Linked DNA regions of Mus musculus: region 2 is linked to region 1. A link is a loop called in an ENCODE intact Hi-C map of the cell type or tissue named here. Cell type or tissue: gastrocnemius. All regions are shown on one strand.

Region 1 (2,500 bases):
ATGGGTACCATCCAGTGGAGCACTGGCTTCCATGGATCAGAGCAGATGCCAGCCTTGAACTGCGAATGAAGCCTTGTGAAGACTTGGGGTCTCACACAACCCAAGGTGGCCCCACAGTTGCTGTGTAGCCAAGGGTAACTTAACATCTAGTCCTCCTGCTTCTGTCAACCAAGTGCTGGGATGAAGGGGATCCATCATGCCAAGTCATACAGTATCTGGGCCTCATGTGTGCACCATGCTAGGGAAACACCATTCCAGTGTTTCCCAGGTCCCCAGACCTTAGCGGCTACATCCAAGTCCTGGCCATGTGGTAGGGACCAGATGGGAGAAATTGACAGGCAACCAGCATTAGCAGGAAGACTCACCATTCTGGTTAAGTGGGGGAGCTGAGGAAGGGGTGTTTCTAGTCTAGAAGGGCCTCAGTTTCCTGACCTGTAAGCTTAGAATTAGGGTAAGCTAAGAGTATTAGAAGCCCCTGAGGTCATAGTGACACAAATGAGACAGCAGCTTACTCCACAGCGTTGGGGACCTCAGTTCGTCTATTCTCAGGTTTCTATTGATCAAGATTACCTCATAGTCCAAGAGGGCTTCCATAGCTCTGGCCGTTACGTCCTGTGTTAGACTTTCCAATGCTTAGTCAGAGCATTTTGAGTAAAACTTAAAAGGAAGGTTTTTGTTTTTTGTTTTTTTTTTTCATTTTGGTTTTTGTGTTTTTTTCATTTTGGTTGTTTTTAGCATATGTTCTAGAAGTTCCCGTCTATGATCTCTTGGTTCTGTGGCTGAGGCTCTGGGGTGACACTGAATGTCACGTGAAGGAAAACCATTCAGTTTGTGTAGTGAGGAAGAGGGAGGGGATCCCCATGTCACTTCTGCTCAGGGCAGAAGGCTTCCAGTCGAGTCACGTGGCCACAGCACACTGTGCAGACTGGCCCCTGAAATCTGTCCAGGTGACCAGGTTCCTATTAAACAACAGGAATGTCATTGCTAAAGAGATGTGGAAGGTAGATCCTGGTAGAAAAGCTGCCTCTAACTAAGGGGTGGTTATCATCCCAGCGGTAGTTTTGAAAGGAGATTGTCTCCCGGGAGGCCTTCAGCCTAGTGCTGTCTGATCTTGACTGTTACCTCACCTCTCTGGGCTTGATGTTCTCTGGTACCAAGACTCTCCTGGTTAGAGCACCTTGGCACTGAGATGCTAATTCTGGCCAGCAGAGGGCAGTATTGTCAAGGACAGGCAAGCCGGAGCAACTTGCCTACCAAGCCTAGGCAGGGTAGTTAGGTACCGAGCTGCCAAGCAAGTGGTCTCTGCCTTTGTCCACACTTTGCCTGTCCGTTGGGTGTAGTTAGGGTCTCCCAAGATGATTAAGATCACACATCCAGAGTGAGTCACGGTGGCATTTTTAGTTTTCATCCTTTGTGGTTTTTTTTCTAAGCATTTTTAGTATCTAGGATTGTGGAATCAGGTTATACTAAGACCAGCAAACACCTCAGCACTTCCTAAGTGTTCAGCTCTGTGCACATTCTCACCCAACCTCCCCAGAGCTGCGCACGACCAGTGGTATTACCATTTCCCCTCAGTGTCTTGGAACTGATTTATTAACAATTTCCCATAATCTTTTCCATGTCATTAAAACCTTGTTTAGCCACATCATGTTTAATAGCCGTGTGACAGGACATTCCATCAGAGTGACTTCACCCAAGACAGACCCCTGGGAGTTAGGGAGGGGCTTCTGTAGCTCTTTGCAATTTTAACAGCTCTGTGAACATCCTTATACTGCAGTCTCCTCGGCTTCCTGACACCCCTCAGGCAAAGAATGTGAAAGTCGTTGCTTCCAGAAGTGCCGTAGAAGTGCCCGTCTGTGGTGGGCTGGCTGCCCTGAGTATCTAGCCCAGCTTTTGTCAGATAGGGGAAGCCTGTCCATTCCAGAGAGGATGATGCCCATTTACAGACTGGCGGAGAAACAGCTTAGCCTGTGAAAAGAAGCCTGGGAGGCTTGCTGCCAGCCTTGGCACTCTTCTGTCCTACTGCTTGTGTGCAGCAGAGGACACCAGTGGGCTCACTCGGTGGCTCATGGTGGATGGATAGCTGCGGGCCCATGGTGCTGTTGGCCCCAGGGTGGATGTTTGCAGCTACTGGTGCAAAGCTGCCCTCCTGCTCGCCTGCCCACCCCCGGGGCAGGGTTAACCGTGGGATGTCTGTCCCTGTGGAGGACCATCTGGCACCATGTTCAGCCTTCCCTTAATTAAAATAAACGTGGACATTGGAATGCTGCTGCAGACATCCAACAGTCAGTGCGGTGTGGATTGTATACTGACCCCAGTGTAGGTTCACAGAGTAAAATTATGTCACAGTTGAAGAAATGTCCACAGTGGAGCCATGGCCAGGGCATGGTGGGCGTGAAGGGAGTGTGGTTGGGCTTGCAGCCCCCAGCTTCTGCCCCTTATGCTTATCCCAGCATGGCACATGCTGGCTTTGTGTCTCTGCACCTCCTGCTGTATCCCT
Region 2 (2,500 bases), 430 kb after region 1:
TGTTTTCTCATTTGAAATTCCTTTTTCCCAAATGACTCTAGCTATGTCCAGTTGACAAAACTCTAGCCAGCATAGTCTGGCAGCAGTTAAACTATGTCGGAGGACAAGGCTCAGGTTCCCAGCAGCCATACGGTGGCCTGAAACCACCCATAACTCCAGCTCTAGGGGATCTGATGCGGTCTTCTGGCCTTCATGGACACGTATATAAACGTGGTGCACATAACCCCACGTAAGAACACGTAGATACACATGAGAGCAAATAAAGCAGTGAGTGCTAGTGAGTTCTTGACCAAAAATCAGGAGTAGGTGGCGTAAAGATAGGCTGGTGACAGAGACCAAAAATCTTAGCACCACAAGAAGCCGGAGCAGGAGAATCACAAGTTCACGGCCTTTCTGCCTGGACTAGAGTTGAGTTCAAGGACAGCTTGCATGATGTAGGGACTACCTTGTCTCAAAAAAGAAAAAGAAAAGGGGAGGGAGAGGAGAGGAGAGGAGAGGAAAGGAAAGGAAAGGAAAGGAAAGGAAAGGAAAGGAAAGGAAAGGAGAGGAACCCAAGGCCGTGACTCAATGGTAGGATGCAAGGCCCTGAGTTTAACCCCCAGAACTTTCAAAAATAAAATAAAATAAAATGGAAACAGAAGCTATGAGGACCAGAAGCTCCGGGATTAGGTGAGTGGTGAGTTTTAAGCTCTGACCCTGCAGGTGGAGGTGGGGGCCCCATCTTCCAGCTGAGACCTGAGCTTATAGAAGCTGTCCAGAATTTCACTGTGCGTGGCAGCCCAGCAGCCTCTGGCCCTGGATTGGCCCATGCCCAGTCCTTCCTACAACCCACCCTCTAAGTGGGAGCTGGGCTACCCCCAAAGCTTTTCTAATCCAGTGTCCTTTACAGAGGCCGGAGGCCTTAGCCACACAGGGGATCTGAACTCCAGAGGTTGGCTAATGGCTAAAGGACAGGGAAAGCTGTCATGGTAGGAGCCTCAGGAACAGAATGCCCTGGTATAGAGGGAAGTAAGACCAACAAGAAGGTGGCCACAGGAGGACACTTGAAGCAAAAGGGGGCAGGTGCCTTTCAGTGTATCTCTTGAGGAAACCTTTGCTTAAATTGATATGCAAGCACACATAATTGGTATCCACGCAAATATTTATGTTATTGCTTTAAATAGAAAGCTATGTACACTAGAGCCTGCCTTGATCTCAAGAGAGGTAATGTTTTTTGCAGCTTCAAGTCCCTTATGGCTGTCTGTGTCGCCATCTAGTGGTCAATCTTAGAACTGCATGCACTGTGGCCGAATAAACAGTTCACCTAAGGCAGCTTGTTCCTAGGGTTACAGATAATGCAGAGATGTGTGTTGCCAGCTCAGAGCAAGCATTTGAAGTCCATTTCCCCATGAGAATAATGTGAGTGCACTAAATGTCATTCTTGCCGCCCTCTGCACATGCCTTTGCAGGCCTGTTCAGGTGGTGTCCCATTGTACTCCCCCCCCCCCCCTCAGCAGTGGTGAGTCCTGGCAGGAACCACCCTCCAATAACTGGCCATCTGTATGCAGAAGTCTAAGACAATACAGCCTGGAGTTCCTGATCTGAGGACATCCTGAGCTTTGTGGGAAAAGGGTGGGTTAGGACAGACAGCAGCAGGCTGGACTTGGGCATCCGGGATTGGTCCCCTCTGCCGAGATGATCTTAAGTGATGGCCACTTTTGCCTTCTGAGTTCCGCTCTCCCCATCTGTGCAGTAAGATGTTTGCCTGGACCAGAGGTAACCCATAAGAAGAACCTACCAGAGACCCGTTTGAAGGAATGTCTAGGGTAGTGTTCAGGCTCAACAGCCAAAAGTTCCATGGTTGATTACATGTGTCTCCCCTGGTCACGGACGGAGTGGTAGTTGTCACACAGGACATTTTCTGTTCTTGAACCTGGTGACCTCTATGGGTCCCCTCCCCCTGCTCCAAGAGCCTCCAATGTCCCAGGAGACCTGTGGCTGTTTTTCTCTTTTTGCACTCAGCTCAGAGTCAGGAGGGTTTGTGTAAATACCCATGGAAGGCAGAGCCAGACAGGGCGAGGAGCGGGTCGTTCCCGATGCGAGCAATCGGCTGAGGAGGAAGGGCGCACGTTCCTTGTTTGGGGGGAAACAGTCCTGTTCTAAGCCATGAACCTCAAAAGGAAATGGAGGCCATGAACGCAAACCATGAAGAACCCCAAGACACATAAACAAACACTTGGCTCTGCAAGGCTCTGCAAGGCTCTGCAGTGCAGGCTGGGGTGGTGCACGCCTGCAATGCCAACACCCGCAGACTGCGGCCAGAGGATTGCAAGTTCTAGGCCAGACTGTCTCAAAATAATTAATAAGAGTAATAATAATCAGGGCTGGAGAGATGGCTCAGAGGTTAAGAGCACTGACTGCTCTTCCAACGGTCCTGAGTTCAATTCCCAGCACCCACATGGTGGCTCACAACCATCTGTAGTGAGATCTGACACCCTCTTCTGGTGTGTCTGAAGACAGC

What was found. Peaks named below come from ENCODE experiments on the same cell type or tissue, not always from the same donor. Only the 100,000 strongest peaks of a DNase experiment are listed, where the experiment ranks them.
Region 2: a loop joins it to region 1, with 2.4 times the contacts of the local background. A loop is called at or near these places in 20 of 42 quality-filtered maps.

Annotation. Positions count from the first base shown.
Region 1 is chr4:47,036,212-47,038,711 of GRCm38, reverse strand. The region is part of intron 8 of Anks6 (ankyrin repeat and sterile alpha motif domain containing 6); the gene reads left to right. Among named protein-coding and RNA genes, the nearest start is that of Anks6, 20 kb to the left of the region's middle. In gastrocnemius, a CTCF peak has its summit at 1,196 (motif pointing right); DNase peaks (open chromatin) are centred at 1,208 and 2,044; H3K27ac peaks cover 316 bases.
Region 2 is chr4:46,610,170-46,612,669 of GRCm38, reverse strand. The region is part of intron 9 of Tbc1d2 (TBC1 domain family, member 2); the gene reads left to right. Among named protein-coding and RNA genes, the nearest start is that of Gm31850, 4.6 kb to the right of the region's middle. In gastrocnemius, no CTCF peak of the experiment used is centred here; a DNase peak (open chromatin) is centred at 1,261.